Linked DNA regions of Mus musculus: region 1 is linked to region 2. A link is a loop called in an ENCODE intact Hi-C map of the cell type or tissue named here. Cell type or tissue: gastrocnemius. All regions are shown on one strand. Each heading gives the region's core, and the rest is flanking DNA. Links, peaks and the distances in the headings are about the cores only.

Region 1 (16,469 bases), core at 4,813-12,812, 160 kb after region 2:
GCAGAGCCTTCGTCCTTAAAATGGCCTGAGCTAACTGTGTGAAGGGTCTTGTTTTTTATTTTCCACCAACCTCAAGGGCATGTCTGTACCACATAAACTTTATGTGTAGTCTAAATGTTATACAGACGCTTGAGGTGGGAAGGCAAGAATAAGTTATAGAGAAAAAAAGAAACCTAAAAACTAAATTTGGCTTAGGAATAACAAAGTTTAAAAAAAGGAAAAGAAAAGAAAAAAGAAAGCCTGACACGCTACAATTTAATTCAAAGGAAAAACTATCCATAGTAAACGAACGTACACCCTCCTCCCTCCACAGGATACTGCCTGGCACGACGCCTTTCTCCTGCAGTCCAGAGGCACCTCTGTTCTTTCCCTGCTTCACAGGGATGAGGAACTTTACAGAGCATCCTGACAGTGAAGCACAAGTCACTGTGAGCTAGGCTGAGTATGAACAGAGCATGCACTCTAAGCTGGACCAGTCTTGACCCAGGTAACCTACACAGTACACAGTAGCCATCACCATGAAACTGACCACGTGGTCATTTCTTGGGTTTTTCTACAATACCATTCTTTCCCTTACAAGCAAATACCGGCTCTCCTAGGAAAGCATCACCCAGGCTGGCATACCACTGTGCATGCTCGCAATTTCTGATTAACTTAGCACCAAAGCTGTCGTCCCCATTCCCTTAACCCAAGTCCGTCTGTGGTTTAAAATAACAAGAGTCACATTTCTCGTTGCTTCTGTGTTTATGCTTTTTCATTTTCTCATGACAGTTTTCCTATGTTGATGTTCAGATTTACACCAGATGAAATAAAGTTGCGAGATATTTGGTGATTTCCACATAGCACTCTTCTCAAGATGAAGTATTTCATGGGTTTAAGTCAGAAGTCTTTTCCATGTAGTTAGTTCCTCAAACAGAGAACAACTCTTACACATGGCTCTTTCTGGGCAGTGCATTAAATGAAGAGACCTCACAAAAGAAAAGAGCATTATCTGTAGCCATTTGAATAATATACAGGTTCACAGTCTATGAGATGAGACACTGCAGAAGAGAGGCATGAACAATATACTAATTAAACACAAAACAGCAAAAAACGAGGTCCATACACGGAAAGTTGCTAGAGCCTGCCCGTAAGGACCTGAAGTGATGAGACTGGCAACTGCGTTTAGAATGGACAGGCTTCTTCCCTTCCACACACACAATGTTTGATGCTGGTGCACACACTTCTATACACATGCATAACACTGCGTATCTGTGATGATAAACTAATGAGACACTCAGCCAAGTCTTAAAGGCAGATGTCAAAGGACAGTATGCTAGACTGTGAAACCATACATCAAATTAGTAACACCCTAACTTCAATATCCATTTATTAAAAAGCACCTCTTGGTAATAAAAGCAAAACAAATAAACAAACAACAACAAAACCCCAGTAATATCTATTTCATTCTCACATCAGCCTGTTAAATTCATGATGGGATTTTAAACAGGCAGCCTGCTGGGCTATAGACAGAACTCAAATGCAGGTGAGTGTGCCGACTCTGAAGCAAGAGCGGGAGCAGAGCAAAACATTGAAAAGCTATGCAAATTTGAAATTTATCACAGCTTTCTTCCTTAGGCCAAAAAAGAAAAACAAAACAACAAAAAAGCAAATTCGTTTTATAACCACAATTCATTTTGTCAAACTCCTATGAAGACTTTTCATTTAATTATGTATACATAAGAAGAAAGTAAGTTCTTCCACAAACACTCTCAAGCTTACAATTATCAAGAAAACGTCAGAATCTGTAAAAGCAGGAGGAATATTAAACACATGTCAGGAAGGTCAACTTCTGTTTCTGCTTTTAAGTAAAAAAATCACCATATAGAAGTACAAAAACCTGCACTGAATGACAACTGCTGGTGTTTACTTGATCAGAAACGAAGACCAAGAGTGAAGAAAGCCCTGTGTGATTCCCATCTGGAGCACCCCCTCCGTGCACACGAGTGAATCGGCAGCCTCTGGAGCATAGCTTATGAACAGGCGGTCCTTGGATAGCTGCAGTCAATGGAACACTCTTGTCTTGAATGTACCCATAATTCAGTTTCACTTACAAATTGCAAACAAACTCATTCTTCAGAAAAATATCTGTTTGGCATCTCCTGGACTCTGTTCCATTGGGCAATATGGACATTTTAATCTATATATAAAATAGAAAAGATTGAGACAAAGAATAGTATCAGTACTGAGCACAGTTATAAAGTACACTTTCACACCTGTATGCACACCTGCAACACGTGCAAGCAAAGCTGAACTGCTTCTTTTGCCTGGAGGATCAGCTATGCTCGTCAGCCAGGCTTTGAGGAGTCACAGAAAACACCACCTAAATCAGACCCTAACCTGAGAGCCTCTCTGATACTTAGTAATCGGTGAAAACTGTTTTGCAGGTAAAATAAAGACAATTTTTTGAAAACTGATTCTTGAGCTTTAGAAGTAATCTAATCTCTGCCTACCGAGGTTTACATTGCACCTGTCCCTAGATGAATTTCCAATGTGTGGCTGTGTAATCTATTCAAGAACAGCCAATCTATTGTGATCTACCAGCCTGCATTAAGAACAGCCCACACGGCTTTCAGTGACAAAGAGCGCTAGTTCCTTGTGGCCACAGTCACCAGTGATCTGTACTGCCAGGATTTCTGTGTGGTCTGGGAAGGTTATAAACACTTTCTCTCAAGCGATAGACCTCCCAGGAAAGGGTCTTCCCACAATAAGGCCAGAACAAACATCAGTGAAGACTAGCCTAACTACCTAAGCCAGAACACCTTTGAGATCTGTTTTGTTTTAAATTGGGCTGTCTGTAAAATTTACAAATGTCTGTGCACGCTGAACCACGATTACACTGGTAGCAATTATCACATATGGACAACACACTCTGGCACTGTATTCACCAAGAAGAAATGGCTAAATAATGGTATTTCCACACTGCAGAGTAGTCTACACTGGTGGGAAGGGCAGTAAAAGTAGGCTGAGACAATCTTATGTAGCTCAAGATGACCCCTCTAACTTGCTATATAGTTGGGAATGATCTTGAATTCTGGGTCCTACTACCTCTACCACTCAGGCGCTGGGATTAGAAGCATGCACCACCATACCGTGCTCCTCTGTAACTTTAACAACAATCACAAACGGCTCTTTTGTGATATATAAAAATATAAAAATAGCATATAAAAATAGCTCCACAATAATGCTCTAAGTGAGAGAAGCGAAACCCAGAAGGGAGAAGGATATGCACAGAAGACAATTCTTAAGCCTTGGAGAGAGGGCCACACAAGGATCCGAGTACATTTATAAGTCTAATTTTCAAATCCTTGAGCTGGCTAAACTAACCAAAGAGATTAGATGCAATCCACTTTCTATGACTAGTTAAGAAAACTCATTTCTAAATATAGTTATGGCTGAGCACAGTGTTACACACTAATTCCAGTACTCAGCCATGGCTATACAAAGAAACCCTGTCTCGGAAAACAAAACAAACGAACAAACATACAAAAGATTTTGGATTCACTCATTTATCCTTATTACATCTTACTTCCTGCAAGACAGATCTACTTAATGCTTAAGAAGTCAGACACTTACTTGCTACCATTAAACATTTTATTCAGGGCGTCTCTTGATATAATATGACCACAAACCAATTTCATGGGTGGATTGTTATCTGTTGTTTGCTGACGAAGAATGGGACAGGCAAATATGGAGTGATACCAGCACTTTTTACCAAGGTCCACTTCAATCTATTCAAAAAAGAGAAATGCACAAAGACTAGTTAAATCTCCTATCTGAAAAACTACAACACTGCTTTTCAAACTGCAATCTGAGGTCTGAGAAAATCAAACATGATGCTTCAGAAGTTGAGTATCTGTTTGTGGTGGTACCAGGCAGCCTGGCCCACCACTAAGCTACATCCCCTGCCTAAATACCTTGTCATTTCACCAGAACATATACCAAGAGCAGAAGCAGACAGTCTGACTGCTCTGTAGAAGTGCTTGGTTAGGTGATAAATTCAGCGCAACAACTCCTCCAAGGGCAGTCTAAATATAGTTACCTTCTGGGTGACTTCAGATCTGAGTTTCCTATGTAATTTGTATGAAATGGTCCAGAAAAAACCTGAAGCAGGGAGGTAGGCAAAGTTTCTGTTTTTGTTTCTCCCCGGTGCTGGAGTCCAATGCAGGGTTTGCATGTGGCTAGGCGAGCTTTAGTCCAGCGCCCCATCCTAGCTCCTGACCATCACCCCTGTGCATGTGCCCCCTTTCTGTGCCTTTTGAGATAGGATCTCCATAAGTTGCCCAGGCAGGCCTTGATTTTACAATCCTCTTGCCTCAGCCTCCTACATATCTGGAATTGCAGGCTTGTGACATCAGCTTAAGCTTAATCGCAACATGACTTTTAGTCATTTGTTCACATTAAAAGCTCACGGCATGATATCAACATTGTGTTTTTGCCACAAATAAATCAAACCATATAAAAGTTTGAAATTATCTATCAGACCTGCTACTGAATACCAGAGCCTCCACAAATACTTCGTGTTCCTTCCTTCTTATTCTCAAAGTCCATTACTGCCAGGTGTGGTGGCACACACCTTTAATCCCAGCAGAGAAAGGGGATTTTGAGTTTGAGGCCAGTCTGATTGATACAATCTAGACAAAACGAGTTCCACGCCAGCCAGGGACACACAGACTTAAGTCGATTAATAACGATCTTTAAGAAAAACTGACAAAGGGGGAGGAATTCAGTGTGCACAAGGATCTGAGTCCAAACTACAGTACTGCAAAAACGGTGGAACACACCTATAAACCCAGTGCCCAGGGGGATCAGAGGAAACCCCAACTGGCCTACATATTAAGAGTATCCCCTGAGCCCCCAAAAAGAAAAGGGGGGGGGGGGCAAAAGCCAAAAGCACAACAAATCTTTCCTGAGGAAAGATTACCAACCACTACCTCTTGTTGCTTTTCCAGTCAAGAGCATGCTGTTAGCTGAGATCCCCTACAGATTACTCTACTTCAGTGTGCATATTTCAAAAACACTCACAGCAAGATCATGCAACTGCCAGAAGCTGGTTATCTGCTTAAGAAAAAGAGTTCTTCATTTGCTCCAGCAGCAGCAGCAGCAGCAGCAGCAGCAGCAGCAGCAGAGTACAGTGCTGCTTATATCCTGAGCACATGTAGCACTGGGAAGACACCTGTGCCTTTAACACAAAGCATCCTCTTGACAAGCTGCTATAGTTGGTGCAACCAACTGACAGGCTTACAACTGAAAGAACAAGCTAGCTACAGACAAATCTGTGTGCAGGTGTGGTAAAAAAAAAAGCAGCTCATGTCAATGGCTGACTAATTTAACCCTCCGGCATCTGTGACATAATTTTCTCACAAATGGAAATTACAGGTTAAAGTCCCTCAAATTTATTTTCTTGTTTCATTTTTGTTGTTGTTGTTGTTAAGATAGTGTCTCACTAAGAGGCCCTGATTACCCTAGAACATAGTATGTAGGCTGGTCTCAAATTTACAAACATCTTCCTAACTCTCCCATCACCTCCCTATACCTATTTTAACTTTAACTAGTTAACTGACTTGTTTCCTTTTTAGAGCGGTGCTGAGACTAGACTCAAAGCTTCAAGCCTGCTAGGCAAATGGTCTTCCACTGAGCTATACTCCCAACCTTATTTTTCACTCATGTTATGTGCATTAAAACAAAAACAGAAACAAAAACAAACAAACAAACAAAACATGTTGAATAGCTACAATAGCGTTTTCTGGTTAAATGGCGAAATTTAAACATTCATCTTCAAGGATTGTCAAGTTGAACTCACAGGTAATTCGTCTTTCTGGTTCCAAACTCCAGTACACTGCCTCTGCTCAATCACAGCTTTGATGTTAATTAGCGCAGGCAGCGCCACACAACCTGCTGAGAAACTGAGGGCAAAAGAGGAAGCATCAGTGCCAACCCCAGGGATGCTAACCCTACAGCAGGTGCAGGACAGCTATTCCTCTAAAAAGAAAACAACTCAACTTTTTTCTCCCTCATGCTCCCAGTCCTCAGCTCTATTTCCTATAATTACTAAAACGTAATCCTCTTTACAAGTAAAACACAAACTTCTAGCACTGTCACATAACCCTAGGCAGCGTGGGAGAAGGAAGAAGAAGAGCAAGCTTTCAAAAGATTGCGTTCTGATAGGACATTTAATTTCCACTAACCCCTCAGTAATTAAAAAGATACTTGGCTTGCCTATCAGGAGAGAGGTAGCGCTGGCCTTCTGTGCTGAGAGGGACGAGCCGTCATCATGAGCACAAATCGCATCACTTCAAGGAGGGGTGAGGGAAATGCAAGGCCTAAAGACCAGTGTGCCTCAGACACGGTGGACTTGTGCTTTAGCATTTAAAGGGGAGGAGACTCTTCTGGGCCTGTCTTCTCTTTAAGTATGATTATGCAAGGTTATATGAATAAAACATTCCAAAGTTTTCCCACCAGTTTACAGTTATTTTTTTTAAACTACAATGTCTTCGCCAGTCTCATCAGAAAAGGCTTTCAAGCTCAGAACCAAAACTTTTAACTTTAGTCTAAAATCGTGACCTTTATCACTGTATGGAAAGATGCACACACTTGCTTCCTTTACTGTGACAAACTTACTTCATTCACTTGGAAAAATAACTTAAAACCAAGAATGTCAATAAACTGTGGTTTGGTTTTCATAGAGTAGATCACTTTTTGTTAGAAATTAAATTTACTGATTGATTCATTTATAAATCACAATAAACACAATAAATTTGAGTGTCTGTCGCAAATGAGTTCAAGTAAAAACTGTATTCTGCAACAAGACATAACACAGGTGCTTTGTCAACACAAGCATCATACTGTGGTGAGAAACTAAACGCTTTATGCAAATGCCCTATTGTGTCACAGAGAATGCTAAGAAGATCCAGACCCAAATATCAACTGAAAGCAAGTATCTATTGCCCACCCAAAGTACTGCAGAGCTCAGCAAGCATTTCCTAGGCAGCCAGCATGGTAGTGATGATACCTGCTGAGGCTGGCATCAGTGTCCCCACAACACAGACCCTGACATTTAACTTACTTCTGCTTCTGCATCATCCGTGCAAATGTCAGCAGTGGAAAGGGTTTTGGGACTCCCTGGCTCCCGGGTCACATTTGGAGAACTTGCTGACCTAAACTGTGTCATTGCCATCTGTGGCAAGCACTTCAAGTACCAACTATTATACGTCTCCAGAAAGACAACACAATCTACTGGTTTGATTAAAGGACCAGGAAAAGCCACCCAGTATAATGCCCATTTCAGAGCAACCAGAGCCCATTACTACACCTGACACTGAGAGGAGACTCCACGGAGAGCCCCAGGAGGGCACAAGCATCCCGTGTAAAGATGTCACAGATGTCAGCCCACTGGTTTGCATCAAGTAAGTGAACATATGGTGAGTTTTCAATCCCTTGTCGCAGGTACACGAGGCTTCCCATCAATACCTGAATGTCTAAAAGAAAAAGCTCCAGCACAATGAAGGTGTGTACTCACGTCTCAAACAGCACTGACTTGTGAAGACATGTCCATCCCATGTGACACAGCCTAAAATAATGTAAACGTGGTCCCTAAGCGTGATCGCAAATCCTCCTCCTTAATTAAGTATACAGGAGAGGAGAAGAAGAAAGCACTGAAAATAACGAGCTCAGACTTTCTAGTCTTACACTGCCATATGTGTTTGGTGAATACGTAGCTACTCTGACACGTGTGGCAGCAGCACGTGGTGAGAGGAAAGTGGCCAAGGAGCAAGCCACAGCTTGGTCTTGGTGTCCTTATATTAAAGAGTCCTTAACTGCCAGTTATCCCAACAGTTTTAGTCATTAGAAAATATGTATGAGAGACACAAGTAGTGGCTACTAGCTCCCCCCAAACACTAAAGACCTCCTCCTCATTGTACTCTTAGCATTCTGGAGGCTGACCTAGGAGAATCACAAGTTTTGAGACCAGCCTGGGCCATACACAGAGACTGTCTCAACTCCTTGTACTCTCTCCACCTTGCCCATGCTCCCTCCCCAAAGAACAAAGGAAAACAGCAGTCTGATTCCAGACTCACCTTTTTGATGATTTAGGGCAAATGGCTGGAAATTTTTCGCATATTGTAAGGCTTCTCGCTGATTTGTAGTTCCACCCATTAACAAGCTAATAAAATACAGTCGGTGTAGCTTAAATTCCAAGGAACTGTTTTGGGCTATGAGCATTTCTCGGTTTGATACTGCCCACCTAAGGCAACAGAAAAATGTGTCAAGGGTAATCAAGGACATGAGTAGGATGCTTTAAAAACTGGTTGACATCTAGCATAAGAGGGTCTAGTTTGCCCTCTTGTGGGAGGTTGTGGTAATATCAACCATTAGGAGATGCAAACACAAAGGAAATTATATTAGATGATAATTACTTCTTCACTAAGGTATTACAGTGAATGGCTCTGGTATGTCACATAATACACTTGGATTTGAAGGGGGCCACACTCTGGAGTGTAAGCCTTGAGATTCACACCTAAATCACTTATAGCCACCCTTCTTCCTATTAAGCAAGCATATTTGTAAATTAGCCAAAATTCTGAAGGGAGCCCCTTACTTTTTAAATTACACGCTTCCATTTCTTACGCTTCCGTTCTTTACTCACATCATAACCTTCCCGGGAAGCTGGAGGACAGCCATGAACTCAAGCAAGGCTTGGTGCAGGCACCTTTACCTGCTTCACTACTTCACAGGCCTGGAATCTCTACTCTGTCTAGCATTAAGAACCTGCAAACATTGAGGCTGTGGATGCAGCTCAGTGATGGGGTGGTTGTTTACACAAATAAAAGGGTCCTGGGTTCAACCCCCAGCACTGCAACAACAAAATACACCAAAGAAACAAACCCAGAAACCATAGATATTTCTCAAGGTTCCCAGTCTTTTTTAGGATTTACTTTTATGTGTGTTTGTGTGTTGTCCCATGTATTATGCACGTGTGCATGTCGCGTACCCTCAAAGGCCACAGGAGAGCACTGGGGTCCCTTGCACTGGGGTTATAGTTTTGATCTATCATGTGAGTGCTGGGAACAAAGCCCAGGTCTTCTGGAAGTGCGACAAGTGCTCACCACTGAGTCCCAGTACTTTGAGAAGATAAAAAAAAGCATACATACACTATGTGCTCTCATGACAAAAAGATTTGTATAGCTATACTATCACTATATCTATACACAGGGAAATAATGTTCTGTTCTGAAACTCTGAAGTGCCATGAGTGATCAGGCAGCAGCTGCACAAGGAGGGACTAATTCATCTTTAACTTTAACTTTATCAGCTGTTAAAGTCAAATTTTACAAATGTGATAAGAAAGCTTCATTTTGATATTCAACTATAAAGCCTATCCTTTAATTGACTTTTATTTGGACATTTTTCAGCTAACCCAATTCACCAAGGACCACTTGAACATGAACCAGGTATGAATATAAAATGTGAGCAAGCCGAGCTGGGAATATATTCTGTGGTGGAGCGCTTGCCCAGCATGTACAAGGCCTCTGCCTTGATCCCTGGCACATGGGGAAGGGAGAACAAAGTAAAGGTGACATAAAATACGAGTAACTCTTCCTCCATTGTACCCAATAGCACCTTCCTTATCTAATAATTTCCCAACAGTACTCTTGTCCCTATCACTAGCTTGCTCAAGTCACCTAACACTAATAAATGAATGACAATTTGAGTGGATGAAACAAAAACAAACAACAAACAAAACAAACAAAAAAAACCCAACAATGTTTTTCCAGATCCTAGACCTGAGATTACAGTCTTCTCCCGATGACTCAACCAACTTTAACATTTAGGCTGCACATTAAGGAAATAATTTTTTTTAAAAATAAAAGTAAAGGCTTTTATACAAAGCAGAAGTAAATATGTCACCCAAGTACACTCACCCTCTTGACTTTGTGACATGATGGTGTCATATTTAAAGTTCATGCTAAAGAATCAGCAGGATGGGAAATAGTGTATGTTTTGTTTTCTGAAACTGGCTGATCATATTTAATATATATTCTAAGTTCATGCATTTCCCTTTAAATTTCATAATTTCACTTTTCTTTAGAGCGGAATAATGTTACACATTATATATGTAACATACTATCATGGTCCATTTATCTGCTGGACTAGGTTGGTTTTATTTCCTAGCTACAGTGATAACTTGGGGTGCAGATCACCCTGCAACACAGGGTTCTTTGTGTATATGCCCAGGAGTGGACTGCAGGCTTTAAGGAAGTTCAGATTTTGTGTTGGAGCACTCACAGGTCTCTTGGGACACATGCAGCTGAGGGCTGGTCAGCTTTTTGCTCACAGTTCAATTCAAATTGAAAGAGACAAAAGCTACTCTGCCTTGGTTTTTACTTTATACTACAGGTTCCTAATAGGGAGAGGGCACAGATTAGCATCACTTTGCTGTTGCCAAAGGATATGTAGATATCACAACCCTTTAGCCACTGCAATCTCTAAATAAGAATTTTGGGATTCTCATAATCAGACCCCCCACCCCCAATAATGGTACTTGGTGACCTAATCAGTAGTAGCCCACACTGACACTCACACAGCACCAACAGCAGCATTCTACCCTGCTCAGACTATGAAAAGGTTTGGGATATTTAAGGCTCTGTATATATAATTTCCATCACACACACACACACACACACACACACACACACACATAATAACATGATGTTACTCACATGGTTAGCTCTCCCCTCTTCTCTCCTAAATTTGCCACTTGGATGGGGTACTATTTCTGGTAAAAATGCATCTGGCCAAGGCTCACAGCCCTCACCACTATACCCATTTTCAGCATGTTAAAGACTACAAATGCCCTTCCCTTCTAATATTCCTGTGGAAGACTTCCACCACTCTTCTTATTTTTTTCCCCCTCTTGGGAATGACTAACAATACTCAGCCCTACAAGTACAAACTTAATGGGAAGCTATTAATAGTATAATCCAAATGTCTTTAAAATTCAAAAAATGGAAAACACCACAAATCAAATTCAGTGGAAGAGCTAGCAATTTCCTAACATCACTGTGGAAACAAAAAGACCACCAACAGTTCATTCAAAGGTATTATCAGCAATCTTGGTGTGTACTCAGGGTCCTGAGCCTGTATCTCCCGGCCTTTCCTCTTATCCCATCTTTGTGTCCTGCTGACCCAACCCACAAAAGCACTCTCAGCCAGTAATCATATACCAGCACAATTAACTAGGATCCAGACAGGGCAACACCAACCAAAGCATGGGATACCCACCCCCCCAAAAAAGACAAGACCAGATAGCTATACTAAGAAACACCTCAAATATCCTAACTGCAGATACCTAGATCCAAGTCCCCAAACACAAATATAAACAGTAAACATTTGGATTGTTCCTCCAGAAACAAATCTATTGCAGTAGGCCTGTGAAATGCAATTTAACTGACACAGAAGATAGGAGCTTCAAAATACCAAGTATAGTATGTTAAAAGAAGGTATGAAATGCCTCAGTGAAGACGATGGAAACACAAAGAGTGGAATGAAACAATAAAAACACTGTAAGACATGAAAGCAGAAACAAAAAACTAAAACTCAGACAAAATTGAAAATGAAAAATTTAGGAGGTCAAATAAAAGCCTCATAGGTAAGCCTCACCAACAGAACAAGACACAGAAGAGAGAGAATTTCAGGTCTTGAAGAGAAAGCAGAAGCAATGGATCACGCAGTCAAAGGAAATGTTAAATCCAAAAACAATCCAGGAAATCTGAGACACTATAAAAACACCGTATCTACAAATAATAGAAATAGAGGAAGGAGAAAAACTCAAGTCAAAGGCAAATAATACAACTTTTTAACAAAATCGTAGAAATTTCCTCATAAGGAAGGAGCTGCCTATTAAAGTATAAACACACAAAACACCGAATAGATAGGACTAGAAAATAAATTCCCTACAACACGTAACAAAACACTAAACACACCGTGGGTGGGGAGGTAGGGGGAGGGAAGGATGTTAAAAGCTACAATGGATAAAGAGCAAGTCACATATACAGACAGGTCCATTAGAATATGGCCGACTTCTTAATGGAGACTCTGAACACTGGAAGGGTCTGAATGGATGTTCTATAAACTGAGGGACCGCAGATGCCAGTCCAGACCTAGTACAGCTCTCTCTCACAACTGACAGAGAAAGAACCATTCCATGGGCTGGTGAGATGGCTCAGCGGGTAAGAGCACTGAATGCTCTTCTGAAGATCCTGAGTTCAAATCCCTTCAATCACATGGTGACTCACAACCACCCATAATGAGATCTTACGCCCTCTTCTGGTGTGCCTGAAGACAGCTACAGTGAACTCATATACTCATATACATAAAAATAAGTAAATAAATCATTTTTAAAAAGAGTGGTGGTGCACACCTTTAATCCCAGCACTCGAGAGGCAGAGGCAGGCGGATTTCTGAGTTCGAGACCAGCTTGGTCCTACAAAGTGAGTTCCAAGACAGCCAGGGCTATACAGAGAAGCCCTGTCTCTAAAAACCAAAAAAAAAAAAAAAAAACCAAGAAGAAACACATTCCACAATAAAAACAAAACAAATTTAAGCAATTTCTATCTACCAATCCATATCTACAGAAGGTGCTAATGGGAAACCTTCAGTCTGAAGAGGTTAACTATATTCAAGAAGACACAAAAAAAATCAGTAATCTTGGAACAATAAATCAGAGAGAGAGTGTGTGTGTGTAAAAACAACTTACATCATAATAACAAATAACAGGAATCAATAAACACTGCTCACTAATAGCTCTCAAAAAGCAATGCCCTCAATACCCCAAATAAAAAGACACAGACTAACAGACTGAATTAGAAAACAGCATTCAGGGATGGAGAGATGGCTCAGTGGTTAAATGCACTTGCAGAGGATCTAGGTTTGATTTCCAGCACCCACATGGTGGTTCACAAACATCTGTAACTCCAGTTCTAGGAGATCCAACTCCTTCTTCTGACCTCCCTCCGAAGGCACCACCAAGCATGCACATGGTACACAGGCACACATGCAGGCAAACCCAAAAAAAAATAAGTTAATTTTAAAAAATCAAAACTGAGTAAGATTCATCTTTTGGCTGCATCCAAAAATATACCTCATCACCAAACAGACATTCCAGGGTTAAAAAAATGACAAAAATATTTCAAGCAAATAAACCCCAAAGCAAGTAGATGTGGATATTTTAATATCTGACAAAACAGACTTCAAATTCAACTGAATCGAAGAGATAGAGAAGGGCATCATATATATACTCACCAGAAGGAAAAATCCACCAAGAGGATATGGCAATTCTAAACATCTATGAACTGAGCACAGGATACCCAAGTTCATAAAAGAAACACCACTACAGCTAAAATCATATAATGACCCTCAACCAGTGACTTTAGTACCCTACTCTCATGAACAGACAAGACAGGCATCAAACCAGAGAAATGTGAAGCCAAATAATGTCATAAGTCAAATGGAACCAGAAGACATTTACAGAATATTTCACCCAAATACTAAAAAATACATTGTCTTACAAGCAACTATTTCAACTTTCGCTAATATTGGACACATATTAGGAAAAAAAGAAAATCTCAATAGATGTCACTACTGAATGAAAAATGGGTCAAGACCAAAATCATGATGAACATATAAAATGTTTGGATCTGAATAAAAAGGAAAAGACACTAGGCAGTGGTGGTGCACACCTTTAATCTCAGCACTGGGAAGGCAGAGGCAGGCAGATCTCTGACTTTGAGATTAGCCTGGTCTACAGGACAGCCAGGGCTATACAGAAAAAGCTTGTCTCAAAAAAACAAAACAAAACAAAACAACAGAACAAAAGGAAATCACAACATACTTATGGGACACTATAAAGGCAGCTCTTGATATGGAAGTTAAATCAAGATCAAATAAACAACTTAATCAGACCCGTAGACCCCACTGAAATAGGAGCAGCAATTAAGTCTCACAAAAAGCCCAGGGCCAGAGGTATCCAACTCAGAATACTACCAAAACCTTAAAAGAAGAATCAATGCCAATATTCCTCAAACTCTTCCACAAAATAGAAATGGAACATTTACTAATTCTTTTTATAAAGCCACTCCCACCCTGATACCAAAACCACACAAAGACCCAACAAAAAAAAGAAAATTATAGATCAATATCCTGTATGAACATAAATACAAAAATCCTCAAATTTCTTGCAAACTAAATCTAAAAACACATTAAAAAGGTTATCCATCATGATTAAGTAAGAGTCATCACAGAGATGCCACGATGGGTCAACATACATAAATCAATAAACATGATCTGCCATATAAACACAAAAACCACATGATCATCCCATTAGCTACAGAAAAGGCCTTTGACAAAATTCAGCATCCCTTCAGGATAAAGGTTCTGGAAGACTTCAAGTACAGGGAAGCACCACAGCACGATAAAGGCGGCTTCTAGCCGTCTCACAGACAACAGCAACCTAAAGTGGAGTTTGGTTTTTTTGTTTTTTGTTTTTTCAAGACAGGGTTTCTCTGTGTAGCCCTGGCTGTCCTCGAACTCAGAAATCTGCCTGCCTCTGCCTCCCGAGTGCTAGGATTAAAGGCATCTGTCACCACACCTGGCTGCAGAGAGAAATGTAAACTATTTCCACTAATATCAGGAGTAAGACAAGGGCGTCCATTTCCTCCATGCCTGTTCAATATAGTACTTATAAAGTCTCAGATACAGCAATTAAGACAACTGAAGGAGACTGTGGTGGTTTAAATATGCTTGGTCCAAGGGGTGATAGTAGGTGTGGTCTTGTTGGTGAAAGTGTGTCACTGTGGAGGTGGGTTTTAAGACCCTCCTCCTAGATATCTGAGGATGCCAGCCTTCTTCTCTTTGCCTTCGGAACAAGATGGTGAACTCTTAGCATCTCCTGTGCTACGCCTGCCTGGACACTGCCATGCTCACACCTTGACAATAATGGACTGAACCTATGAAACTATAAGCCAGCCCCTATTAAACGATGTCCTTTATTTATAAGAGTTGCCTTGGTCATGGCATCCCCTCATAGCAGTAAAACCCTGCAACTTTAATTTTTTTCAAATCATATTTTTAATGATGGTTCTTAAATGCTTTAACCTCCCTTTTAGCCCACCACCCACCAGAGGTAGTGGGAAAGAAAGGATATGGGGAAAGTGGACCTGATCAGCTAGGTTCTTTGGAGTAACTCCCATCTGTGTTGTCTCGAAATCAGCAGTTTGGTTTACAGGTGAGCAACTGCAACTTGATCCACTCGGAAACACTTCATGGATATACTAGCAGTACAGTTCAGTAGAATCGGGATAGCAAACTCTAATCAGTGGTGGTGGCACTACCTAGCAGAAACAGCTAGGTCTCAGCCTTGGCTCAAATCAGCAGAAGTGACATGGAGGGACACCAGGAGAAGTTCTCGGCTGTGCCTCTCTCAACCAAGATCAGCAAAGATGCAAGATCCACTTCAAAACTCTAAGACAGAAGTTGGTATCAGAAGTGGGGTATTGCTGTGATATGCCTGACTGTGCTTTTGTTTGGAGGAATGTGGATTTTGGAAAGCAGTGGAATGATTTAAGCGGGTCTTAATGGGCCATCCTAGTAGGAATATGGAAGGCTGTGTTCCTGAGAGTGCTTTGAACTGTGCAGACCTGGCTCAAGAGGTTTCACTGTGGTATTTTGGTGAAGAATGTGGCTGCTTTTTTCCCTTGTCTGCAGAGTCTAGCTGAGGCTAAGATAAAGAGATTTATATTAGTTGCATTCACAAAGGAAGTATTAAAAAATCCCAGAAGAGACTTTGGTTCTCCAGTTTAGTCTCATGCATTCTGATCAAGCACAGCAAGCTTAAAATATACAAGCTTAAAAATACAAAGTATATGGTTCAAGTAATAATAAAGGGGCACCGAGAGTGAAATGGACCTGAATCCTGTGTTCAGGAGATAAAGAGATCAAGGGAGTGGTAATCTCTGGGCAAGAACACACCCAGCTAAATTTACTGTTTGTGTTTGCAGTTGAGCAAGGAATAATTTGAGCTTTTAATCTGGAAATAATCACAAAAGTTAAGTATATGACAAGGCCAGAGAGGATCTCCAATGGAAAGGGGTAATAGAATACAGTATGATGGACAGATGAAGGGAAAACTAGAATAGGAACATTAAATAGAAGAGGGGAGGGAGAAAAGGGTAAAAGAGAATTTGGGTAGGGACAACTAATACTAAAAGCCATTTGAAAAATCATATGTAAACCTACTATTGTAGAAACTTCCTAACACAAATGAAAGGAATCCAAATGGAGTCACCAAATAATAGGGGAGACAATGTCTCAACTAGATATTCCTACAGTTCCAGAAATGGGTTACTTTTTATTGCATTGTTGGTCAAAGGGGCT
Region 2 (16,469 bases), core at 3,030-11,029:
GGCCACTTCAACCTGGTTCTCAGCTGAGACCCAGAAACCACTGTCTCTGGCTTCAAGGAAGGTTTAGGAGAAAGCTGCTGGTGGGTGGCTCGAAGTTGGCTTTCATCTGTCATGTGCCCCACTCCCAAGATCCAAGTGTCTGCCCACGTGTCTTTGATCTGTGCCTTTCTGGGGGCAAAGGGCTGAACCCTGAGGACTGCGTCACCTGGGTTCCTTTGCTCTTTGGCCTCTGGGTGAGGTTGGCCAAGTGGAAGAGAACGGGGTTGAAGTTGTTAGCCCGTATTTCCAGCAGTGCCTAACTTCTTTGCAGGAGCAGTTGTATGGCACAGCTCAGTGGAAGGAGCCATCTTTCCGAGCACATTGTTCAGGCTTCATCCCCCCCCCCCCCCAGACCTCCCCAGCCTGAGCTGCACCATCAGGCCCCAGGCTGTTTATCGATCCTATTCCTTTTGTGCCTGGTCCTTCCCAAACCCTGCCCACATGCCTGTAAATTGTCTTTTTACTAAATTCTGTCTGACTCTACTCCTTTGAATGTGCTTTCTACTTTCTTATAGACCCTTAGCTAGCACAGGCTACTGCCAGAGCACTTTTTTTTGGCTCTAGGCAAATAATCCCAGAGGTCAAGTTTTAGAGCAGTAGTTAATGATTTATCCAATACACGGAGGCAGACCTAGAGATTCAGAAACGGACAAGGTAAAATTCTTCTGCATCCACCTCAGTTCCTGCCTCTCCTCGGTCTGGAGTGAGACTCTGAGTTGCCGAACATTGGCAGTGCATGGCAGTCCACGTTTACAAGTTTGACTTTGGTTGAAATCAAGTAGAAGATTGCCCAATCCCCGTTGCACTCACTTGCCATTGTTGAATATGACAGTGCAGTTTGGCCAGCAATCATGGTTCACCAGGCCCAGGTTGGGGAAGATGCCCACACCTACTGCCTGTAGCCCTCTCTGGTCACTGAGAGTGAAACCGTTGCAGTTGATCTACCCAGAGGACAAGAGAAAAGATTCAGTCAACAGGCACAGATCGGTACAGATTATCACCCTAGATGTTGAAGAAGTTTGAAAACTAGAGGGCCTCATGAGTCTGGGAAAGGGACAGGTAGGGAGGTGGGGCAGGGTGTTAACAAAGATAGGAGGGGACAATAGGGGTGGAGAGATTATCCGAATATAGTATATGCATGTGTAATTACAAATAGCAAAAATGATCAATCTTTTAAAAGGGAGATTTTCATCCTGAAGACTTGTTTTTCACACATTTCACACGAGATGTGTGCCATGGAAGGAGTCCCATGTTTAACAAAACCACTTTGAAGCTCTCAGTAGTTCCAGCCTAATAAGGACCAAAGACAGGAATGCTGGCTGCTAATGCCATCTGTGTCTCAGCGGTTGTTTTAAGTATCCATCTTGGTTTATCTTTCCATATTCTGGTGTGGTGTGTGTGTGTGTGTGTGTGTGTGTGTGTGTGTGTGTGTGTAAATCAAATAAGAGCAAATACTCTTGATCTAGGAGAGGTGGCACTCACTTGCGTCCCAGTACTTGGGAAGTAGATATAGTAGATTTGGGAATTCAAAGCCAAGTAAGTAGAAAAATGAAGAGAGAAAATATGGTAGGATAAACCAGCATCATTTTAAGTTTCTGTCCTTTCCAGACTTTAAGCCTTCTCTCCTGAGTCTGTTCCAACTGCTTCTGGAAGCTTCCTAGCTGGACAATACCCAGAGTCACCATGGCCTCTCTATTATGAGAAATCTTATTGGAAGGTTCTGGTTTATTTTACTGGGCTCATTTAGGAACCTGACTCTGAGTTCAGAACCAGAAGGGCGGTATGCATTCCTGTTACACCTGGGAAGCAAGAGGACACTCTTCATGCTTCCGGCTGCCTGGGCTAGAGGCCATTGTCATGAAAACAGGAAACATCATCCAGGGGAGCTGGGGCTTCCTTCCATCTGAAAAACTCTATGCTCCCAAAGGGGAAGAGGGGGAGGAGGGAGGAGACGGACTCAGGGGACAGAGCAGGGGTGGTGGAGGGGATGAAAAGCCATACCACACCAAAGATGTGTGAGATATACTGCATGCTGAACTGCTGGCTCTGTGGTGGCCAGTACTGCAAGAACGTGTCCACGTCTACTCGGAGTTCCTTCTGCTCCTCCTCCCCAAAGTGCTCCACGTGGTTCTGTAAGTCATCCACGGACACCAGGCAGCCCTCTGTGAGCCCAGTGCCCTCTCTCTCCACCCGCCACATGATGCGGGCGGCCAGCCTGGGAAGAGAGGGGAGGACAGCATTAGGGAGGACTAAACACACTCGTCATTCATTCATTCATTCATTCGGAGATGTATTTATTGTGGGTCTTGAAAACTATGACTCCAGTAGACAGAGGACAGGGAGCCTGGCGAGACTGATGGAGCCGCAGCCTGAAGATTCCTAATGTCCCCAGGAAATGAGACTCTGTTCTTGACTGTCACACCCTGTAAGCCCACGCTTTCTATTATCACTGTCCTCACGCACTTCGCTTCCGAGTCAGCCTGGCTTCCTACAGTCCTGCCCACATCCCAGCACCAACACCTTCTTCCAAGAGAACCACCAACATTAGGGAGCTCTCAGCAGAAACTCTCGTACTAGGCCCCGAACCTCCTAGCAACCGCCCCATGTGGAAGTCTGCATCTTCAACGCATGCACATGCCTGGACTTCAAGGAGGACCACTGTAAAGGGAGCTCCGTGACTTAGAAAATCTTTTATGAGAGGCACAGGCTGTTAACTGCATGTCAGAGTTTCGCTTTTACTCGTGTTCCCCAGAGAAAACAGAAACTATTTCTTCACAATGTGTGCTTTCCGGAGGAGCTCTGTGGGGTCCGATGCACCTCTCTAGGAGCGCGCTTGGAATCGGAGGTAGAGACACCCAGTGTTCCTCTCAGGCCTAAAGAAGTGAGCGGAATAAAGGACCTGAGGCACTGGCACTCGGCCTGGCATCCTGAGACCCGAGAACGCTGGCACCTCTGCCATCCCATTTGGAAATCCCAAGTCCTGTCCTGGGCACCAGCTCTGACCTGATGTTCTCGTTGGGCACTTTCCCATATTTCTTGATGGCAGCGCACTCGTTCTTGTGATTCAGCCAAGCATCCTTCTGGCACGTGCGGTCGCAGTAATGGGCGAACTTGCACTGCCCGCAGCGATGGAGCTTCTCCTGCCTCTTGAAGCAGGTGTGGCACACGAAGTTAATGAGGCTGAAATACAGACAGGGAGAAAATGAAGACAGGAAGTATGGGGTCTGGAGAGATGGCTCAGAGGTTAAGAACAAATAGCGCTCTTGCAGAGGAGCCAAGTTTGGTCCCAGCATTTATGCCGGTGGCCTATTACCACCCCTAAAGCCAGCTCCAGAGGATCGACGCCTCTGGTCTAAGAAGCCACCCACTCTTGTGCCCATATATACATATGCATAATTTAAAAATATATACATCTTTTTTTAAAATAAGGGGTGCCTTTGCCCATATTTTGTTGCAAATACAATACTTACATTACCACAAGCAAGGTAAGTCAGAGGAAGGGAGGGAGGGAGGGAGGGAGGGAGAGAGAGAGAGAGAGAGAGAGAGAGAGAGAGAGAGAGAGAACAGGAGAACTACCTAGCTGGATGGCACACCTGCAATCCCAGCCCTCAGAAGGCAAAGGTGGGGGTTGGGGTGTGTGTGAGAGTTTGAAGCCAGCCTTAACAACAAAAGGGATAAAGAAGACAGATTTACTTTAGTTCACAGTTGAAAGTGTCTGCTAAAGAACTAATTCCATCCAGAAGAGGCCTTTAGAATAAGACCTTAATTTTGAAAATTGAGAATCTAAAGTTGAGAACGATAAAGACCACATTCTGAGGCAGGACTGGAACCCAGCTCCCCCATCTGCAGTAATATACTCTTTCCATGCACCCTGGTTTGGGGACAGTCTTTAACGTGTCCCCATGATTAAACGTATGAGTTGTAATTCCCATCTAGAAGTACTAAGGAAATGAAAACAATTAAACTATGTGTTTTGAGGTGGCGCCTCTGGGAGGCAGGGTTAATCAAGATATCAGAGTGGAGCTACTCTCCCAGGTATTCCTTAGGACTGGGCTTGTAGCTTAGAGGTACAAGCTCAGCACAGGCAAGGTCCTGGGTTCAGTCCCAATAGTAATAATAATAACAACACTCAACAACAACCCAAACAGAGCTGCAGAGATGGCTCAGTGGATAAAGGTGTTTGCTGCCAAACCTACCAACATGAGTTCAGTTTTCAGGACTCCCACGGTAGAAGAAAAGAACTCCTGCAAACTGTCCTCTGACCTCCACATTTGTGACACATCCATGCATACGCACATGTGCTCGCATTATTGTGCACAAAATGTGTTTAAAATGCCCCCCAAATAATCAGTTTTAAGAGGAGAAAGGTTTATAAGAGCAGGCTTGGAGCTGTTGTCTGGCCCCTTACTTTTAGACCTACGTCAAGATGGTAGTAAATCCTGGCAGGAGTGCAGGGCAGAGGAAGCCAGCTGCTCACCAGCTGGGAAGCAAATAGAAAAAGAGCGAGCTGTGTCCAGGATCCTGGAATCCCCTTCGCCGGCACACTTCCCAGTGAATTTACTTTCTTCCATCAAGCCCCACCTCCTAAAGAACTACCCCCACTGGTACCACAGGCTGGAACCAAGCCTTTAACATACGGGCCTTTGGGGGGACAATCAAGGTCTAAACTGTAGAATTCTGCTGTGCCCCCAAAGGCTCATGCCCATCTCATGAAACATCCATTCTACCTCCATGATAGGTTCTGACAAATATTTCATTAAGATAGGCAGCATACCTCATGGCCGGAAGGTTGTTCAGGACACTCCGTTATCTAACTGGAAGTGTAGGGTTCACGTTTCTTCTAGCTGCTCTCAGTGCCGCATTCCAAATAGTCAAGGTCATTTTGAGCTGTCTGGTCATCTTTTATACCGGTATAAAAGATGTACCCTAAGTATGGAGTCATCTGAAAGTCTGAGAGCCTGACTTAGTTTGGGAAGGAAGAGGAACAAGCGTCCACTTCTGGCTCAGAAACGCACATCTAAGTCAGGAAGGAATCTGAAGAGGGCGGGGGTTAGATGTAGGCACAGTCATGCTGGCCGTCAGTTATTACTCCATATCCATCTGTTCAGGGGCATCCTACACCTGCTCTGATAGATTATTTCCAAATGGATGTTCTAGAACACTCTTAATAGAGTCTCCTCATGTTTTTACTCATATATGTATATTCTGTATTTCATGAATTAAATTTGTTCCTACTTTTTGAACAAAAACAAAAATATTATAAAACACAATTCCCATCAGTGTCTATGCCTTGGATGTTAAATGCTGAAGGTTGTGGGTATAACTCAATACTATTTTTTTTCAATAAAATTTAATGGTTGGTGAGATGGCTCAGCTGGTGAAGGCACTTGTACTAAGCCTGATAATCTGAGTTTAATCCCTTGGTCCCTCAAGGTAAAAGGAGAGAACTCACTCTTGCTGCCTGACCCCTGGCCTCCATACATCTGGCATGTGAGACCTTGTCAAAAGCAAAAATTAAACCAAACCTGGACTGCCCCCTGGAACCCAGAGGTGTTTTACAGCCCCATCCCTCATTGTTACAATGGCTGCTCATTTCTTATCTATTTAAAATACTAGGGTATGAAGTATCGTAGGATTGGTATTATGCTCTGAGACCAGAGCCAGCCTGAACAGTTCAGGACCTTCAGAAATGACTCATGCAGCTGAGGCCACACTGTGTGTCAAACTAACTTCGGGGGGGGGCAAGTTTTTCTAGGATAAGTAATATGGTCATCATGTGAAGTTCAGTTGACAACGATTACTTGAGACATGTGCCGACACTGGTTAGGAGGCAGGAGAGACTGTTGTTGGATTGTTTCGAATCACTGGTGTGTGGTGATTTAAAACAGGTTGACCAGCAGAGGCCCGCCCACCACCACACATCACCCTTGGGTGAACACCACTGTGCTGAGCAACTGTGTGGTGGAGAGATGAGAGAGAGGGGAAGATAAGGAAAGATAGGACTGGAGCTTTGATGGACAAAGCTGATGAGGGACAGCCTGAGATGAGGGACAGCCTGATGTGAGGGACAGCCTGATGTGAGGGACAGCCTGATGTGAGGGACAGCCTGTCTGCTCTGCCATCTGAAGCCATGGTGATGTCCAGGCTGTGCTGCCACAGGGGCTATGTCAGGGTCCATGACCCTGCTGCAGCAGGATCTATGTCTATGTCCATTGGCCACGTTATCGCCATAGGTCATATGGATGTCTATATCTGGGCTGTCACATTAATGTCCAAGGGATGAGCCCCTCACTTGGGCAATGCTGGAGAGCTGGCCCAGTGGCTTGGGCTCAGGAGAGCTGGCAGGCTGGCCAACTCAGCTACCACCCAGGCTCAGATCCAGGGCTCTGAGTTACCCAACATTTACCCCATCTCTGAACTGCTGAAGTGTGTGAAGGGGCCATTCCTGCAGAGCCAAAGCTGCAGGATCTCCATAACACAAGGCAACAGTAGGTCATTCCAGAGGAAAACTGGTGAGAACACAGTAGTTATAGTGTAGCAGAAGCCAGAGGTCTCGAACCAGACCAATGACTCATTGCAACAAACATTTGCAAGAAAAGCTGTTTGGGCAAAAGGGTATCACTGTGTGACACATTGTAACACACTGCAGCTTCCACAGTAAGATGTTTTGTTTTGTTTTGTCTTGTTTTGTTTTGTTTTGTTTTGTTTTGTTTTGTTTTGTTTTGTTTTGTTTTGTGGGGAGTTGCAAGGGCAGAGGGCAAACGTGGAGGGATTAGGAGATAAAGGGGATTGGGTGCGTGATGTGAAATTTACAAAGAATCAATAAAAAGTTTAAATTTAAAAAAGATTTATTTATTTAATATACAGTATTCTGTATGCATATATGCCTTCACACCAGAAGAGGGCACCAGATCCCATTATAAATGGTTATGAGCCACCATGTGCTTGCTGAGAATTGATCTCGAGACCTCCAGAAGAGCAACCCTTAATCTCTGAGTCATCTCTCCAGCCCTAAGAATTTTATTTATTTATTTAAAATGGTTGACTTCTAGTTAGTTTTATTATTTTTGTTATTTGCTGTTTTGTTTTGATTTTTAAGAGATTTTAAGAGATTATGTGTTTGTGTGCCTCTGTGGGGCTATGTGCACTAGAATTCAGATGCCTTGCACGATATCAAAGCAGTTGGAGTAGACGTTGCAGGCATATGGTATGGGTCCTCAGCAAAAGTAGTACAGATTCTTAACTGCTGAGCCATCTTTCCACCATGTTTTGTTTTTTGATAGGGTCGCATATAGCCCAGGCTAGCCCCCAACTCACTGTATAGCCCAGGCCAGCCCCCAACTCACTGTATAGGTAACTTTGAATTTCTTTTATTTTTATTATATATTTTTTTATTACGTATTTTCCTCAATTACATTGACTTCGAATTTCTGATCCTCCTGTTTTAGCTGCTAAGTGCCTTTTACTTCTGTGCTAAATTCCCTTTGTTGCCTGTACCAAGGATGAACCAGATGTCCTGCCCTGCCCTGCCCTGCACTTTTCTGGTGCACACAACCTGTGGCTGACTGGGACAAGGTTTCCCAGACTGACACAGAAGGAAGGAATGTGCCTTAACTGGCACTAGCCTTGGTGCCTATGACTGACTTAATACTCTTTGAATAGAGCACAGTTATAAAACGATCTGCTTGCTGTGAACTGTAACTATGTTATATTTCTAGAAATAAGTTCCAGCTGCGTGGTCCAATGTCTTCAGAGTCACTTTGACCAGGAGAAAGCTGTGAGCATATCCTTGGGGTTCCTACAGTAAAATTGTCACCTATGGCTGAGTAGCAAGGGAACATCTACAATCACTTGCTAAGCCTTCAATCAAAATCCCTCCCAGCTCAAGAATATCTCCTCATTGTGCTGGTTAGTTCTAACTGCCAACCTGACTCAATCTAGAGTCACCTGAGACTCGGTGAGGAGTTGACTAGATCAGGTTGGCCTGTGGGCATGTCTGTGGAGGACACCTTGATTGTTAATCAATGTAAGGAGACCTAACCATTGGAGGTGATGCTGTTCCTTAGGTGGTGGGGTCCTGAACAGTATACAAGAGGAGGCAGCTAGCAGGAAACAGAGGTGTGTTTACTCTCTCTCTCTCTCTCTCTCTCTCTCTCTCTCTCTCTCTCTCTCTCTCTGTACTTATCTCTCTTTGTGTTGTGATTGAATTTTGAATTCCTGTCTTGGTTTTCCTGAGATGATGCTCTGTAACCTGGACTCCTTAAGCCAGATAAACCCTTCTTCCCCGATGTTGCTTTTTGTCACAGCAACAGAGATGAAACCAGGGCACCCAACATTTTATCTCGCAAGCTTCTCTACAAAAATCACTTCACCATAAGAAATTTTTCATAAAAACAAACATCATCAATTTGGGATGTTTTTTTCTCATTGTGAATATGAACCACCAAGTATTTCCTCTGAACTCAAAATATGACTTAAATTCTGTTCCACATTTTTTCTTGGGCTTAGAGACATGTATTAAGATGAAATGAAGGACTAGAAAGATGGACCAGTTGTTAAGAGTGTGTGCTGCTCTTGCAGACGACCTGAGTTCAGTTCCCAGCACCCACCTTGAGCTGCTCACAATCACCTGTAACTCCAACTGCCCAGAACCTAACACCCTCTTCTGACCTCCACAAACACCTGAATAAAGAAGACATACAGAAAGGGGGGGGGGAGGAAGGAGGGAGGGAGAGAGAGACAGAGACAAAGACAGAGCCTGAGAGTGTTAAAATATAAAACAAATCAGTGAGCACTACAAGCTTCCTTCTGACATGGGTTTCCTTGGGAGAGCAGCCATGTTTTCATTACCATAGCTGCCACCCTGCCTCAGCTGAGACCCTGAGAATGGTACACAATGTAAAACAGTACTTCTCAGCTTTCACCTACTCACATTCATCCTCAGAGATCTTGTTTAAAATTCAGAATCTAATTCCAGATCTGGCTGGAGCTTGGGACTTCAACTTTCTTATTCCTGAAGACACTTGGCAAGAAGGTAGAGAAACAGACAAACAAAAACTCAATCCTATTCCATCTGGATTGGGCATGCTGAGAAATGCTAAGTAGACGAGAAGGGGAAGTTAAGACAGACAGAAAGACAGACAGACAGAGGGATACAAGGGAAGGAAGGGAGGGAGGAAGGGAGGGAGGGAGGGAGGGAGGGAGGAAGGGAGGCACAGTCCTCTAGTTCCCATCTGTTCCTGGCAGGAGTGTGGCAGGTCAGAGGTGGACTTGGTTTAAGCTGGATTCCACTCCTGATCTACTACCTGTATCACCCTGAGCAAGTTCTTACTTTTCTGAGCCTATGCTTCCTGATGTGAAAAAGCAAATAGAAACAGTGATGTCTTGACAGCTTGAATACATATAACTATTGCTTTCTTTTAATGTTTTATAATATATTCTGATCATGTTTCCCCTCTCCCAATTCCTCCCCCTCCCTGCCCACCCAACTCCTTGCCTTTTCTTTCTCCCTCTCTTTAACAAACAAAATGGCAAACAAACAAACCAAGAAATTCACAACATAATAAGTGTCACCATCATCATCATCGCCAATGCCCACAAAAACACAAAATCAGAAACCAAATTTTAAAATTAGACAAACTGGGGGTTGGCAAGATGGCTTCTCAATTTAGAGCATGTGTTGCTCTCGCAGAGGACCCAGGTTCAGTTCCCAGCATCCGCATGATGGTTTACAAGCATCTGTAACTCCAGGTCCATGGAATCCAGTGTACTCTCTGACCAATGGAGTCACCAGGCATTCACACACACACACACACACACACACACACACACACACACACACACACACACACAAATATACTCTTTCCAATTGAGCAAATGAATATGGTAAAGCCTAGCACTTGGGAGAATGAGGCAGAAAGATTAAAGTGAATTTGAGGCCAGCTTGGACTACATAGTGAACTTCAGATCATTATGGGCTACAGAAGGACACTTTGTCTCAAAAAACAAAATGAATGGAAGCTGAGTTGGCACAGTACTTGCCTAGCGTGAAGAAAGCCCACAGAAACTGGGGCATGGTGGTGCATACATATGTTCCCAGCCCAGGAGGTCAAGACCAGCTTGAAACATAAGTGACTCTGTTTCAGAAGACGAGTAAGTAAATCTATGTCCTGGGAATGAGTAAATGCTCTATGAGTGACCTATTACTGGGTCAGGGCCCCAATACTGCATACCCTGGTTATGGTAGTTTGAATGAGAATGCCTCTCTTATGCTCTTATATTTGAGTATTTAGTCCTTGTTTGAAGCTGTTTGGGAAGGATTAGGAGTTGTGGCCTTGTTAAAAGAAGTATGTCACTGGAGGTAGGCTTCAATGTTTCAAAAGCCCAGGCCATTACCCGTCAGCTCTCTTTGCCACCTGGTTATCTCCAGATTTGAGCCCTCAACTACTGCTCCACCACCATTTCTGGCAGCTTAATGCCATATTCCCTGCCATAACGGTCATGGACCCTAACCCTCTGAAACTGTAAGCCTGAAATAACCTCAATATTCTAATGAATGGCAATGGTCACAGTGTCTTATGATAGCAATAGAAAAGCAACTCAGACACTGGAGATGATGTCATAGGCCTGTAATCTCAGCACTTTGGAGCTTAGGGGAGGAACGTCAGAATTTTAAGGTTATTCATAGATAGATGGTCACTTTTATGTTGCCCTTGGATTTGTGAGACATTGACTTAAAACAACCAAAAACCTTCAAAACTTAGTCACAAGAAAAAAAATGTAGTCAAGAAGAAAGTTATAAAGAAGTTTCAGAACTTCCAGGACTGGAGAGATGGCTCCACAGTTCAAAGTACCTGCTTCTCTTCCACGGAACCCCGGGTTAGTTCCCAGCACACACATCAGACAATTCACAACCACTTGTAATTCTAGCTTTAGGGGATCCAACATCTTCTGGTCTCTGTCACATACAAGTGGCATTCTTCTTCTCCCTCTCTCTCCCCCTCCCCTTACCCCTCTCTCTTTCTCTGTCTCTCTTTCTCTTTCTCTCTCAAATAAAGACAATATAAGGAGGGGAAGAGATACCGATCAGTGGTTAAGAGTACTTTCTGCTCTTCTAGAAGATGTGTTTCCTGGCACCTACATCAAGCAGCCTACTACTGCTTACAACTCCAGGTGGCATACATATACATAGATGCAATAGATAGATAGATAGATAGATAGATAGATAGATAGATAGATAGATAGATAGATTAGATAATAGATGGATCATTGATGGAAAATAAATATAGATAGATGATATATAAATAGAAAAATTAGATAGCTAATAAATAGATGATTGGTGGATAGAGATAAATGGTACATAAATAGATTATATAGGTAGATAGATGATGATGAAGATAGATAGGTAGATAGATAGATAGATAGATAGATAGATAGATAGATAGATAGATAGATAGATAGATATAAATAGACAGATGGACAGATTTTCCAGTTTCTTCATTGTCAAGGTGACCCAAAGTTAACTGGAGTAACAAGAATAACAAGGGTAAAGCAGGTGCCATGCCACTTGTCTCTGGGCACGAGCTCCACAGACATATGCCTACCCTGCCCATCCAATGTCTCATGGCATGGTTGAGCCAGGGAACTCAAGTTCTCTCTCTTCTAGCACCCATGGGAAAGGCAGCCATGGGAAAGGAAGTCAGCTGGGTAGGGGAGAACCGCTATTTGAGAAAAAGGACAATAAATGACAGAAATACCACTACCCTACCTATTACTTTCCCTAGCAATGGAAAGTGTCCAAAAGGCACCAGGTGCCCAAATTCCTGTTGGATTCCAGGAGAAAGGGTGCTTACTCCAGCCAGGTAAGTTTCAGCAAGTCTTGTGCCCCCTCCATCCTCAACTTCCTGTTCACACAAGGTAGCCATTCCCATTTTCACCAAACTTCACCATCCTCGAAGTGATGTTTTTAGCCACTCTTCTTAACTTTTTGTATATTTATTTTATGTGTATGGATGTTTTGCCTGCATGTACACTATGCAGGTACTATATGTGTTCATGGTGTTCACAGGGGTCAGAGTCCCTGGAACTGGAGTTACTGGAGCTACACTGTGAGCCACTGTGTAGGTGTCAGAAATTGAACTCTGGAAGAGCAGCAATGCTCTTAACCTCTGAGCCACCTCCCCAGCACTCCTAGTCTCCTAATCTGCTCTTTAGAGTGCCAGTGATCACTGTCCTCATTGGCAGCACTGGTCTCACAAGTCTTTGCTCCCAACCACTGCTCCTGGAATACATGGAAGAAACCTCTTTGCCAGGACCCTGAAGTATACTCTCTGCCCTGGAGGAAAGTCTGCAAATCACTACTCACTCTTCAGCCCTGTCCTGAGTTCTCTCATCTGTCAGAGTCAAGAGGACCAGAACAGCAGCTGTGTGACAGCTCCTTATATGGGAATAAGGAGCCATAACAGATATATGCAGAGACAAGGTCTGTGCACCGTGAACGAACAGTCCTGCAAGAATACTATGGATCCAATAAGGTTGAGCCAATGCTTTTGTGTCTCAAATTTGCTTAAAAACTCAGCCTGGGGGCTAAAGATGTAGCTCAACTGGTAAAATGTTTGTCTAGCATGCACAAAGTTCAGTCCAGAAGAGTAAGAGGCCGCCACCATTGCACCAGGAAAGCATGGCTACAGGCAGGCATGGGGACTGGAGCAGCAGCTGAGGGATCGCACTTTGAACCACAAAATGAACTCCAAATGAAGCACATCTTTAAGCTCTCAAAACCTGCCTCCAGTCACATGGCTCCCTCCAGCAAGGCCAGGCTTCCTAAGCCTCCCAAACACCATCATCAACTGGGGACCAAGTACTTAAATGCCTAAAACCATGGGGGCCATCTCATTCAAACCATCTCTGTGGTTCTTCAATATAAACAACACAGAGACTTTGCTTCCCAGTAGACCTCAGGCTGAGCTGGCACATAAACACATAAAGATGTGGGTGAATTCAATAAATATCCAAGAAGGGAGCCTTTACCCCCACCAGGGTGGAGAAGGTGAGGCATCCAGAAACTCAATCCACCAGACAGGAAAGAGACATTGTTCTAACTCTGGAAAGGTGGCCTGAGTTCGTACTCAGAGAAGGTCAAGGACTTCTGACAAGAGGCACTGATGGAAGACAAAGGCTTGAGGGCAGGTGGCATGCAGACACATGTAAGAACATGAGTTCAGAGGATTCCCTATTCTGGGACATGATGTCAGGGAGATAACCAGACTGCAGGGGCAGGGGAGGTCACTCTCAGTAGCGTGTCTATGTCCTGTAGGCAAAGGGCAGAGTCCTTGCAGGCATTTGCAGAAGGGAACAATGCAGTCAGAGTACAATGAGCCCCTTTTGCTGCCTGGGGCAGTCATCCAGAGATCTCTGTCATCCTTGAGGCACTTCTGGGCCCAGGTTTGTACTATTATATACCTAGGCGCAAATTAGGCAGTACAGCTTCCTTCTTTAAGCTTAAGGATAGTCTATTTGCCTTGCCTTGTTAGTCTTGTCCTGTTTGTTGAGACAGTCTCCTTGTGAAACCCAGGTTGGTCTCAAATGTGTGATCTTCCTGCCTTCACATCTCAAGTACTGAAGTTATAGGCAGGTATTACCATGCCCAGCTGTGCATGTGTGTAGGTGCATGCATGTGTGCGTGTGGTGTATACAAGTATGTCACTGTTGAGGGTTGGTCCTTTTGCTATGTATTGTAATGCTAAATACTGGCCCCCAAGGCCTGGTTGCCCACAGGGATGAGAGAATCTGCACATACAGTGTGACCTTGCTCCTTAATTTAAAACCATTGGTTAAAAAAGATGTTGGCATCTTCTAGCTGGGCTGGATATAGGTAGGGTTTTTGGTTCCCAGACTTGGGGTCTGAGGAAAGACCATGAGGAGAGGAGAGGGAGAAGAAGGTAGAAAGAGGAGACGACACCATGGAGTAAGAATCTTATAAACATGTCTCTGAGGGATGCTGAATTGGCCCAGACAGAAAATGGCAAGTCATATTGTGCAGTTGCTGGCAGAGAAGTAGAGGAGAGCAATAAATCAGCCCAGCCTTAGTGCTGATTAAGGTTTATTATAAATATAAAGGTTGTGAGTCTTTTATCTGGTACCTCAATGATCAAAGGCAGGGTAAAAAAGAAAAAAACATTTGAGATTAAGTGTCAATTACAATGTCACATGCAGACTCAGAGTTCAACATCCAGTGTCTTCCTTTATTATTCTCCTCCGTACTTTTTGAGACAGGGCTTCTCACTGGACCTGAAACTCACTGCTTCATATAGACTAGACAGCCAGCAAGCACTTGGGATGCTCCTGTCTCTACTCGCTACGAGAGCAAAGTACCATCCATCCTTTTACATGGATGCTGGGAATTCGAACTCAGAATCTCATGCGTATGTAGCAAGCATTTAACCCACTGAGCCACCTTCCCAGTCCTATTTTTAACATCACTTTTTATTAAAACACTAACTTCCACAAGCCAGAAGAGTGGCACTAAGCGGGTAAGTGGCAGTCCAGAAAAACTCAATGACTCATAGGAGTTCCCACCGGTTGGTAAAGATGAGGTCAGCAGCAGCTGCTGCAGATGAGAGATACAGCCCCGAACAACTGCCAGGAGCCTGAAGGAGGCTCTCCCTGCCCTGGGCTCTCCGCACAGCATCCTTAGCAGCAGTAAAGGCTCTCACTGTCTAGATATCCAGAAGAATGGGGAAGGGCGGCTGTTGGAAGTCAGAGCAGTTACCTGGCGGTACTGGTAATGGACTGGAAAAGGACCAAGTCCAGTTGAAGCTCCACTACACACCTCAACCTCATCTGGAGGCTGTGCCTCAGCAGTCACTGGAACCTGGGAGTCTGTGGAACAGAACAGCTTGGGAAATAAAAATCTGAAGCAAGAGAAGCAAACCTCACAACAGCTCCTGGGAGAACAGAAGGAAATGCAAGTGGCAGAGAGCAGGAGAGGAAAATCAGAGAAGCAAAAAAAAAAAAAAAACAACAAAATTCAAACTTAAGTTAGAGCCTCCATCACAAGGAGAGAAGGAACTATGGAGAACGCACCAGCAACCGCCAAGAAGAACCTACCAACCTGCCTCAAGAGACCTTCTATTCTTAGTCTCTCCTTAAAACTTTGTTCCTGCAAAACACTGATCTGAAATCCACCCAGAAAGTTTTAAATGGGTCTGGAGAGATGGCTCAGTGGTTGCTTGTGCTCACTTGCTGGCACTTCTAGAGGACCCAAGTTCAATTCCCAGCTCTTACATCATTGGGTGGCTCACAATCACCTATAATCACAACTCCAGATATTTAATACCATCCACTTTGGTCTCTATGAATTCCCCTATACACACATAAAGAAAGAAAGAAGCAAATCTTAAAACAAACCAACCAACTTCTGAGAACTAGGAAGTGGTGTTAGAGGACCATCCTTCTGAAAAATACCAACATATGACAAACCTGAAGGCCTCTCTCCCAAAATACGCCTAAAAGTAACTGTTCTTCAAACCTATCCTTTCCAAATGTGCCAGGATATAGCTATAAAACCTTCTTTTCTAAGACATGCCAAAGCCAGCAGTCCCCAGGCCCTTCCGCCTACAGAATGGGAAGAGGTAGCTAAGCTGCCTTGGAGGGTGCTTTCCAGATGCATCCCTCAAATCAGATGGGCCAGAAGACTGTCCTCTCCACAAACACCAGAAAGAGCTGGGTGGGGAATCCACTTTTGAACAAGATCAGGAGACAGTTGAGAGTGGAGCTCTCCGTCTAAAAACAAGACGTGTTCTACAGAAACATATCAAGAAGCAGATGAATCGGGATAGTTTCTCATACGACACATAAAGGAACTGCAGGGACTAATGTCTCCACCTGTAAAACAATCTAGGAAGCACCTAGCCTGAGGCATGCTCGCCTCAGTGCTCACCTACCAGGTGACACTGAGCCTGGAGAACAGTCAGGTGACATATGTAAGAAACTGTGGGCTTTAGGACCTCTCTATTGAGACGCTTATGGAATTTAAGAATAGGATGTAACTAAAGACTGCCTTCCAGAACCAATTCAAGGAAGAACATGTTCAAGGGTAGGACCCTAAAACACACAAGGAAGATGATAATGAAACTGATACTCACCCCACCCCCCAATGACAGGAAATTAGGCTATAGAGATGCTCAGAAGTTAAAGTACTTGCTACAGAGGACCCAGGTTTGGTTCCCAGCATGTACATAGTGACTCACAAAATGTCTGTTAACTCTAGTTCCAGGGAATATGATGCCCTCTTCTGGTCCTATTGAGCACTAGGCATGCACACGGTGTGCATACATATATAAAAGTAAAGCAGCCGGGCAGTGGTGGCACATGCCTTTAGTCCCAGCACTTGGGAGGTGGAGGCAGGCAGATTTCTGAGTTCAAGGCCA

What was found. A loop is a pair of places that touch in the nucleus more often than their neighbours do. Peaks named below come from ENCODE experiments on the same cell type or tissue, not always from the same donor. Only the 100,000 strongest peaks of a DNase experiment are listed, where the experiment ranks them.
Region 1: it touches region 2 in a loop (3-fold over the local background); 2 of 42 quality-filtered maps call a loop at or near these places.

What each region holds. Positions count from the first base shown.
Region 1 is chr6:71,391,010-71,407,478 of GRCm38, forward strand. It overlaps Rmnd5a (required for meiotic nuclear division 5 homolog A), which reads right to left. Exons shown (of 9, transcript NM_024288.2): 5 at 8,118-8,284; 6 at 7,352-7,517; 7 at 5,843-5,945; 8 at 3,616-3,770; 9 at 1-2,179. The coding sequence ends at 2,116. Among named protein-coding and RNA genes, the nearest start is that of Cd8a, 26 kb to the left of the region's middle. In gastrocnemius, for the core only: a CTCF peak has its summit at 8,388 (motif pointing left); DNase peaks (open chromatin) are centred at 5,947 and 8,386.
Region 2 is chr6:71,236,508-71,252,976 of GRCm38, forward strand. It overlaps Smyd1 (SET and MYND domain containing 1), which reads right to left. Exons shown (of 10, transcript NM_001160127.1): 2 at 3,043-3,219; 3 at 2,041-2,254; 4 at 850-980. Among named protein-coding and RNA genes, the nearest start is that of Smyd1, 18 kb to the right of the region's middle. In gastrocnemius, for the core only: a CTCF peak has its summit at 6,934 (motif pointing right); DNase peaks (open chromatin) are centred at 3,072 and 4,530; H3K27ac peaks cover 1,270 bases.